2 separate regions of the Homo sapiens genome follow, and region 2 is linked to region 1. Evidence: chromatin contacts called from ENCODE Hi-C or POLR2A ChIA-PET data. All regions are on one chromosome and are shown on one strand. Each heading gives the region's core, a stretch centred on a gene start or an enhancer-like site at or near the end of the contact. The rest is flanking DNA. Distances are from core to core; before and after follow the strand shown. Region 1 has its middle 45 kb from the start of TYRO3. Region 2 holds the start of RPAP1 (RNA polymerase II associated protein 1).

The links. Hi-C counts contacts between places; a loop is a spot of excess contacts on that map. ChIA-PET counts read pairs that join two places held with the same protein, here RNA polymerase II (POLR2A). Pooled maps may share reads with other maps.
Region 2: a pooled map shows a loop between it and region 1 (2.0-fold over the local background). The contact joins the promoter of RPAP1 here to the enhancer-like site in region 1. A Hi-C loop is called at or near these places in 19 of 168 maps with a recorded cell type or tissue (B cell, CD4-positive, alpha-beta T cell, CD4-positive, alpha-beta memory T cell and 14 more), 1 of 37 single-sample maps with no recorded cell type and 18 of 50 pooled maps. POLR2A ChIA-PET finds 5 or more read pairs at or near these places in 9 of 52 experiments (A673, HepG2, OCI-LY7 and 4 more).

What each region holds. Positions count from the first base shown.
Region 1 is chr15:41,601,557-41,606,456 of GRCh38, forward strand. No RefSeq gene overlaps it. Among named protein-coding and RNA genes, the nearest start is that of TYRO3, 45 kb to the left of the region's middle. Within about 2 kb of position 2,580, at least 4 of the 41 ENCODE cell types and tissues checked have a DNase peak (open chromatin) inside an H3K27ac peak, as active enhancers do; they include Panc1 and dorsolateral prefrontal cortex, where a contact is called at or near this core.
Region 2 is chr15:41,541,819-41,546,718 of GRCh38, forward strand. It overlaps RPAP1 (RNA polymerase II associated protein 1), which reads right to left and starts at 2,439. Exons shown (of 25, transcript NM_015540.4): 1 at 2,401-2,439. RefSeq lists a silencer at 999-1,199 and enhancers at 1,679-2,260, 2,194-2,583.

The DNA of each region.
Region 1 (4,900 bases), core at 1,330-3,829:
CTGGTAAGGACCATGGTGCAAGGAGCATGGCCTGCCCATGACCTGAACTGGAAATCCAGCCTATGTGATGGTATTAGCCTGAGTTCCTGGTTAACATTTTATAGTGACCCATCAAATATGCATAAAAAAGTAAGGAAGCCTGGGCATGGTGGCTCATGCCTGTAATCCCAGCACTTTGGGAGGCTGAGGCAGGCGGATCATGAAGTCAAGAGATCGAGCCCATCCTGGCCAACATGGTGAAACCCTGTCTCTACTAAAAATACAAAAATTAGCTGGGTGTGGTTGGGGGAGCCTGTAATCCCAGATGCTCGGAGGCTGAGGGAGGATAATCGCTTGAACCCAGGAGGCGGAGGTTGCAGTGAGCCTGGGGGACAGAGTGAGACTCCATCTCAAAAAAAAAAAAAAGAAAAAAAAAAAAAAGGAAGGAAGGAAGCTTGCAGTTTTGATTAATAATAAAGGCTGGTGTTTCCATGGTCCCCATCCCTGGGAAGACCTGTGGGCTACCTTCCCAGGTTTCTTTTGCCTCTGCAACCTGGTCGAGGGGTTAAGAGTTGGGGAGGTGAGTAGAACTGAGTGGCTTTGCTCCACTTTTTTCCCTTAATCCTGGCAAAGGGTCCCATACATCATAGCTGTTAAGATGCTCACAGCTTCTCTGAGGGCAGAGTTCACTTCATTGCTTTCTTTCTTGGGGTTTCACTCCTTTCATTCTGCTTTTTATCCTTTCCTGGCCTGGTTGACTCTGGATATATCATAGATATTTTCTGAATCTTCTTCTGTATTTGTTAAATAGGGTTAAGACCCTTCTCTGGCCTTTTCACTAGAATACAACAAAGATTAAATCAGCTTTCATTGATAAGAGAGCTTTGTATAATGCAAATTATAAGTATCATTTGTGATGGCCATAATCTAGGATTAAATTGCATTCCCTAACACAAAAACTTTCCATTCCTCAGTATGATAGTCAGAGAGGATGCTATTAGTATGTTTTCAGAAATTCCTTTTTTTTGAGACAGAGTTTCGCTCCATGCTGGAGTGCAGTGGAGTGATCTCAGCCCACTGCAACCTCCGCTTGCCGGGTTCAAGTGATTCTCCTGTCTCAGCCTCCAGAGTAGCTGGGATTACAGGCGTGCCCCACCATGCCTGGCTAATTTTTGTATTTTTAGTAGAGATGGGGTTTCACCATGTTGGCCAGGGTGGTCTCAAACTCCTGACCTCAGGCGATCCAACCACCTCACCCTCCTAAAGTGCTGGAATTACAGGTGTGAGCCACTGCGCCCAGCCTGTTTTCAGAACTTCTTTATCTCCTAGGCCAGCCAGAAACATTAGTGAGAACTTGGAAAACAACTGCTGCATGTCTGGGGTTGACATAACGTCTGTTCCCTCAGTGGGTCTTATCTTCTGCCCTGTGAACAGTGATCCACCTCATGTATTCACAATTCACAGTCTTGCTCTTCCTTTCATTCAGGTAGGCAGGTAGTCTCAGGCCAAACTTCCCAAAGGTTATGAATTCAGGTTCTGGATTCCCATCTAGAATCAGTCTACTTGGGTCCGGAACATTTGGAGCCCATGTAAATACTGAGTGTGTGTGTGGTGTGTGTGTGTGTCTGTGTAGGGAGGATGAACTTGAAAATGCTATGGAAATAAATAATGGAGTAGCAAGGAGGACGTTCTGTCTGATTACAGTAAAATAATTCTAAATTAATAGGAGACGGGAATAGGAAAGGTGACTAAGAGAAAAGCTAATTTCTGATAGAAACTTAGGGAGCAAAACCTATGTAGCTAAGCAGCGGCTAAGAGGGAATGAGACATGATATAAAACCTGAAGAAGAGGCGTCCTGGTTTTAGCTTAGCCCAAGGGCAAAAGTAATAGGAGAATAAAACAGACTTCTACAATCTGTAGATTTCTTCTTGTTCTGCTAGAAAAGACAGAGTTGGTGGGGGACAGTGGGGTGTTTAGGACTATATGGAACCTTCTTGAAACACATACAGATAGCTTAAGGACAGACAGCATGACCACAAGTCTTCAATCTGTCATTAACTTGCACGTGTGGGTGTGTGACATCTACCTCTGACTGGAAACAGCAATTAGAAGGCGGCTTTCGTCTCTTAGAAGAGTGCCTGTTCCTATGTGAGGAGCACCCAGGACTTCAGCTGGATGACAGTGGGAAGCTGTTGATGTAGTGGCTTTGACAGCTTCAACTCATGTCTGCTTTGGTGTCAGACACTCCTGATCTTTCCCGAGCTTTCACGCAGTACAGTAGGAAAAACTGTAGGCTTCTCTTCTCAGTAAAGGACTAGATATTGCCACTCATCACTCTTCTTAAGTCTATCCACTAAGAGTGAAGAAGCATGTCAGAGCTTACCCATCGGTCCTGAACTGACCTCCTCTGGAGGTCTCTCAGTTGGCCACAGTTTAGCTCTGTGTCCTCATCACTATGAGGAATTAGTCTTCCCTTCGCATCCACCAGGAGGAGGTAGAGGGCATGCCCGTTTGGGTGATGCCAGGACCGGCGCGCTTCACAGGGGTTTGTAAGCACCCCCTCAACCTCCCTTCCTTTTCCTGGCAGCAAATAGCAGAGGTTAGTGAGCATCAGCCTTGTCTCCCTGAGTGGGGAGGAGGGAAATGGGGGAAGGGAGACAGCATATCAAAATGCACTTCCAAAATGAAAATGAAGACAAAAAAGAAGAAAAAATGATTTCTGTGGCACATGGTGCTACTGAGGGAGAGGTGATGACAGCCTCCTCCCATTTCAGGAACAGTTCCCAGCGTTGTCTGTAGGCGGATTCACATGACACATTCTTAAACCCAATTCCATTCTGTGTTGCGTTTGCTCCTTGCTCACATCTCAGGAACAATGTATCTCTACATCTTTGTATCTAAGTTTGATTCTGAATGGATTGTCTAGCTGAATATCCCGGCTGCCCCGCTTGTAATGAATTTGTGCCAGTACTTAGCCTTTTGAGTCATGAAACCCCATCAACCCAGCTCTCTGCATCTGCACATGACCTGGAATGCCTGGAGAGTTACTAAGAAGTTGGAAGTTCTTCACGATGTCTCGATGTGAAAAAATACAAATGCATATTGCTGGAGGAAGTAATACCAATGATGCAAATTTGCCTGGAAACTATTCTGAACCCAGCTGTCCTTCCTGGAAAATGAAATTTTGGTTGCGGCATTTTTTGATTGATGTCTCTACATGAGGAGGTTTTTGGCTTTTTAGTGTTGCTGCTTTTCTGTTCTCACTCCTCTAAGAATCTTTGCCAAAATACCACTGACATTTGAGGAAGAGAATAGAGACAGTTTGGTTTCTTACTTGTAAATTCCTCTGTTTCCTTGGTGATGTAAATAATTATGTAATATATAAAAAGTTTTTAGCAAATTCAAATTTTGGTTTGAAAAAAACAGGTTTTGTTACCTGTGGTAAAGTCTAGAGGAACAATCTCAGAGAGCTAGAAACTGTCTGTTCCTCCTTAACTCTTTTTACTATTATTATTTTTAAATTTTTAGTAGAGTCAGGGTTTCACCATGTTGGCCAAGCTGGTCTGGAACTCCTGACCTCAAGTGATCTGCCCGCCTCGGCTTCCTATAGTGCTGAGATTACAGGCGTGAGCCACCGCGCCCAGCCGTGTTCCTCTTTAACTGTTTTTAAATTAGAAAATCTAGCCAGGCGCAGTGGCTCACGTCTGTAATCCCAACACTTTGGGAGGCCAAGGCTGGCAGATCACCTGAAATCAGGAGTTCGATACCAGCCTGGCCAACATGGTGAAACCCTGTCTCTACTAAAAATACAAAAAATTAGCTGGGCATGGTGGCAGGTGCCTGTAATTCCAGCTACTCAGGAGGCTGAGGCAGGAGAATCGCTTGAACCTGAGAGGCAGAGGTTGCAGTGAGCCAAGATTTCACCATTGCACTCCAGCCTGGGCAACAAAAACAAAACTCTGTCTCAAAAAAAAAAAAAAAAGAAAAAGAAAGATAAGAAAAAGAAAATCTCTCCTGAAACATAGGGGCTACTGAGACCCCAAATCTAATGCCATTTTAAACATGCACTTTTAAAAGTTTCAGTAAGTCTGCCCAGGTGTGCGGCTGGTGTACAGCCCTGTCAGAAGACAGCCTAGAATAATTCTCTGCCACCTTCAGCTTTATTAGGAGAATCCTGTCCAAAGGGCAGACCCAGAGTCCAGGAATGTGAAAGGAAGGGCAGAATCACCTCAAACAGCCCGAAAGGACTGAGGAATTCCACACATCTGGTTTGTGGAATCTTCAAGGGGAGAGGTTCTATTAGCAGAAGAAAATAGGAGACTGATGGTCTGGAAGAGGGCTCACTCTATTTGCACCCTCAGAGGCATACTTTTCACTCTGGCTATTCTAAACTTTTATATTCACTCAGGTTCCCAATTTCCGCTCTTCCTTTTCCATCGGTTACTCTTTTACTCTTGGCAAATCGCCTTATCTCCTTTCTATCTCGTGGGTAGAAATATGAGCACTACCTTTTTTTTTTCTTTTTGAGACAGGGTCTCACTCTATTAACCCAGTCTGGAGTGCAGTGGTACAATCACGGCTCACTGCAGCCTCCACCTCCCAGTCTCAATCGATCCTCCCATCTCAGCCTTCTGAGTAGCTGGGACTACAGGCACACATCACTATGCCCGGCTAATTATTATCATTATTTTTTTTGTAGATATGAGGTCTCACCATGTTGCCCAGTCTGGTCTCTAACTCCTAGGCTCAACTGATCCTCCCACCTTGGCCTTCCAAAGTGCTGGGATTACAGGTGTGAGTCACCATGCCTGGCTGAGTACTACCATTTATTAGCTGTTTGACCTTGTTAAAGTCACCTCACTTCTTGGTGACTCTGTTTCCATAACTGTAAAATGGGGATAACAATAGTATATACTTTAG
Region 2 (4,900 bases), core at 1,189-3,688, 60 kb before region 1:
CCTGGGGGACAGAGCATGAGACTCTGTCTCAAAAAAAAAGTGCTGAATGACACATTTCCTTACTTTTTCTTCATCTACTTCTAAGCAGGATCAGATCTAATAACTAAGCCAGCCTTGGAAACACCTCCCAACACAGGGGTTGGGGGCAGGCTAAAGGGGTAGAAATGGTGAAACAATCACATGACGGTGTGACCTTAAGAACATTATCAAAAAATTTTTTGAGAGTTTACTCTGGGCTGAGCGGTGTACAAGGGGCTGTAAATATAAAGAAATGGGAGTAAAATCCAGTCCCTGGGTTCAAGGGGCTTACTGGGGAGACAGAGACCATGCCGAAATGCTGGGTCTTTTAATAATTTCCCACTTCATTATCTCTCTTTGCCCACACAAGTCTAGAAATTCCAAAGGTTTACAGTTTAAATGATGTCTCCAAGATTGTAAAGGTCTTCCTTTGGTCAATGATGTACCCAAAGTTGGGGTGAGAGAATATGGTAAACACACATATAAATTTACAAGGCAGTACATCCCAGTGATGAAATTAATTGCATAGAAGATCAGTGCTACACGATTTCAGAGGTGGGAAAAATCCCTAAAGGTTAAAAATAGAGGTCAATATTGAAAGAGAAAACTTAGATAAGTAGAGAACTGAAGGAAGTGGATGAAGTGAGCAAAGACCTGTCTACAAAATTTCATCTTAAATTTGGCATAGAACTTGTATTAATTACTATTTGTAGCATGACAACAGCGAAGTATACAGATGTGCCTTTTCCTGGATGGGAGGTAAACAGTATGAAAATGGACTGCCTGTGTTCAAATCCAGGCTCTGCCATTTACTAACTGTGTAAGCTTAAGCAAGGTATTTTACTGAAGTTACTGTGCTTGTTTCCTCATCTGTAACATGAAGATAACTGTACCTACCTCCTGAATTAATTATATATATGTAAGAAGATTAGAACAGAGTCTCATACATGAAAGGACACAAACGCCAGTTATGATTCTTATTATTTATATAGCCAAAGGGCAGATAACCATATCTAATTGTTGGGCAGTCTGACCAACAAACAAGGAAAAAGTCTCCTACCCCAATGCCTACCCAAAGGCCCTAAGGAAGGCTGAACTAGATGAACTGAGAATCCATAGTATGGTAACAATTCACTCCTATAAGAGTCTACATAAGCAGAAACAATTCCTACTTATCCATGGATTCATGTGATCCAAAAGCAAAGTCCAGCTCACTTCATAGGGTGCGCCATACCTACATCACAAAGAGAGCCAGGGGGTTATGGGCACCAGTTTTGGAATCAATAGGCCAGAAGTCAAATACCAGTTCCGCTACTTACTAAATGCACTAAATGTGCGAAATTAGGCAAATTATCAATGCTGTCCTTTTTTTTTTTTTTTTTTTTTTTTTGAGACAGATTCTCCCTCTTGTTGCCCAGGCTGGAGTGCAATAGCACGATCTCGGCACACTGCAACCTCCGCCTCCTGGGTTCAAGTGATTCTCCTGCCTCAGGCTCCCGAGTAGCTGGGATTACAGGCGCCTGCCACCACGCCCGGCTAATTTTTTGTATTTTTTTAGTACAGACGGGGTTTCACCATGTTGGCCAGACTGGTCTCGAACTCCTGATCTCAGGTGACCCGCCCGCCTCGGCCTCCCAAAGTGCTGGGATTACAGGCGTGAGCCACCGTGCGCGGCCTCTATGCTGTCTTAAGTCCCATTTCCACAACTGTAAAATGTGAGTAACAGGTCCTATATAATAGGAAATGTGTGAGGATTTAAATGACTATACACGCAAAACGCCTAGCCCAGTGCCTGTTACTTATATAAATAAACCTCAGTAACAATTATTTTAGTCCTAAGTAAAGCCACCAGTGTGTTTCCCCACAAATCCAGCGCAGATTTGTCCAGAACCAATCAGTGCTAGAAGTGATAACATTTTCAGTTATTAATAGAATAAGAATGGGTTGGCCGGGCGCGGTGGCTCACGCCTGTAATCCTAAAGAGTAATGCCTAAAGAGTAACTCGTAAAAAAAAGTAGTCCTAACAATGGACCTCTGGGTTTATGTTGGCCTCTGAGGAGTCTCTGGGGCTCTTACATTGCAGCCTATCCTCCAGAGCCAGGATCCAATCCCGAGTCGGGACGCGTGACTGCCCTTACCGCTCAGGTCAAGGGCTCCAGTTAAGCCTCCTGGACCACCCAACTCTACAATGAGGAATCATCGAGTCGCAGCTTTCGCCGCCCGTTGAAGGGCCGTGCCCGAGATCTATGCACAGAGGAGGCCACAGTTGCTCCCTTACAGACCAAAGGCCCGCAGGCAGGTTCCAGCAAAGAAACTGGACACGCTACCCTGGGTCCTCCTCCCAGATCACCTGAAATCCGTCCCTCCAGCCCCGCCACCTACGTGCTCCAGGCCTGTCTGGGCGCCGCCATCTTGCCCCGCAGAGATCGCGTTTCCGCCGCCGCCAGATTCCAGCTTCCGCCCCGCAGCCCAGCCCCGCCTCTCCCGGTCTTATCTCGGAGCATTCTGGGCTTTGCTTGTTCAGTGCAGCGGACTGGTGAGCGCGGTGCTGCGCGGCTGGCGGTTTATTACCCCCACGTAAGCTCTATACCATCACCCAGAACACACATCCTTTTTTTTTTTTTTTTTTTTTGAGACAGAGTCTTGCTCTGTCGCACAGGCTGGAGTGCTGTGGCGCAATCTCGGCTCACTGCAACCTCCGCCTCCCGGGCTCAAGCGATTCTTGTGCCTCAGCCTCCCGAGTAGCTGGGATTACAGGTGCCCGCCACCACGTCTGGCTAATTTTTGTATTTTTAGTAGAGACGGGGTTTCACCATGTTGGCCAAGCTGGTCTCGAACTCCCGACCTTAGGTAATCCGCCCGCCTCGGCCCCCCAAAGTGCTGTGATTACAGGATGTGCCACCGCGCCTGGCCCACACATGCTTCTGATGTACAGCAGGCACAGCCCCTTCTGCACTTACGACACCCCTGGCAGGGACACAGCGTTCCTCAGACGTCCCTCTGCACTCACCAGCCAGTGTTACCACATCCCACATCCCAGCACCCACGCCCACGGCAGCACACAGAAACGTGGACACACACACACACCCCAACGTGACGAATGTGTTTATGGAAGAGCTAGAAGGTAACCATGAAAAAGGCCCAAGGAAAGAACACTGCCAGTGTGCACTGCAGAAATAGTGGTGGTGAGAAGAGAGGGAATAAAGCTTCCTTGCTAGCAAGGTTATCATCTTCTCCAGAATCTTGCCTTTGTTCATCCCACTCTCCCTTCTTGGAAATCCTCCCTCTTTTCCCTGCCACCCCTGTCTCCAAAGGATAACTCTTTAAGGCCTAGCTGGCGTCAACTCTAAAACCTCTGCCAGCCACGCCTACTCACCAAACTTTCCTTGGATTCACCTGGAATCTCACCGCCTGCACCAGTTGTGTGGTATGCTAAGAACACACTGCCAACTACCAACTGTCACCGGTTACCTTTTCACAGGCTTATGTCCTGTTCCCTTGAATAGACTGTCAGTTCCTTGTGGGCACCAGACCTTGTACTTTGCATCTAAATACTGAGCACCCAACGTGTTGCCATGCACATAGTAGGACCTTAAGTAAATCATTTCTAGACCAAAGGACATCATGGGGCAGCCAATGTTAGTCCAGTGGCTTTCCAACTTTAACAGGCACCAGAATCAACTGGAAGTCTTGTTAAACCAGATTGCTGGGGCCAGGCACAGTGGCACATGCCTATAATCCCAGTACTTTGGGAGGCTGAAGCTGGCAGATCACCTAAGGTCAGGAGTTCGAGACCAGCCTGACCAACATGGTGAAACCCCATCTCTACTAAAAATATAAAAATTAGCAGGGCATGGTGGTGTCCATCTGTAGTCCCAGCTACTCAAGAGGCTGAGCCAGGAGAATCACTTGAACCTGGGAAGCGGAGGTTGCAGTGAGCCAAGATGGAACCACTGCACTCCAGATTGGGCCACAGAGCCAGACTCTGTTTCAAACAAAACGAAACAGATTGCTGGGCCTCAACCTCTGAGTTTCTGATTCAGTAGGTTTTTCTTTTTCTTTCTTTTTTTTTTTTTAAGACGGAGTCTTGCTCTTGTCGCCCAGGCTGGAGTGCAATAGCATGATCTCGGCACACTGCAACCTCCTCCTGGGTTCAAGTGATTCTCCTGCCTCAGCCTCCCGAGTAGCTGGGATTACAGGCGCCCGCCACCATGCCCAGCTAATTTTTGTATTTTTAGTAGAGACGGGGTTTCACCATGTTGGCCAGGCTGGTCTCGAGCTCCTGACCTCAGGTGATCCACCTACGTCAGCTTCCTAAAGTGCTGGGATTACAGGCATGAGCTACTGCACCTGGCCTGTTTCAGTAGGTTTCCTTTTTTTTTGTGACAGAGTCTCGCTCTGTCGCCCAGGCTGGAGTGCACTGGCGCAGTCTCAGCTCACTGCAACCTGCACCTCCCGGGTTCACACCATTCTCCTGCCTCAGCCTCCTGAGTAGCTGGGACTACAGGCACCTGTCACCATGCCGGGCTACTTTTTTGTATTTTTAGTAGAGACAGGGTTTCACCGTGTTAGCCAGGATGGTCTCCATCTCCTGACCTCGTGATCTGCCCGCCTTGGCCTCCCAAAGTGCTGGGATTACAGGCGTGAGCCACCGTGCCCAGCCGATTCAGTAGGTTTCTAATAGAGCCCCAAAATTTGTATTTCTACCAAGTTTCTAGGTGATGCTGCTGGTCCCGCACTATAGCAGATCTATAATCCTCTTGGCTTCAACTACAGATGTAAATTTCGGCTACTAGGATTTAGTCATCTTGAGGTCCAAAATAGTACTAGACCTGGTCAGAAGTTATGGAGGCAGCGGGATGAGGGAGAGGAACTGGAGCCA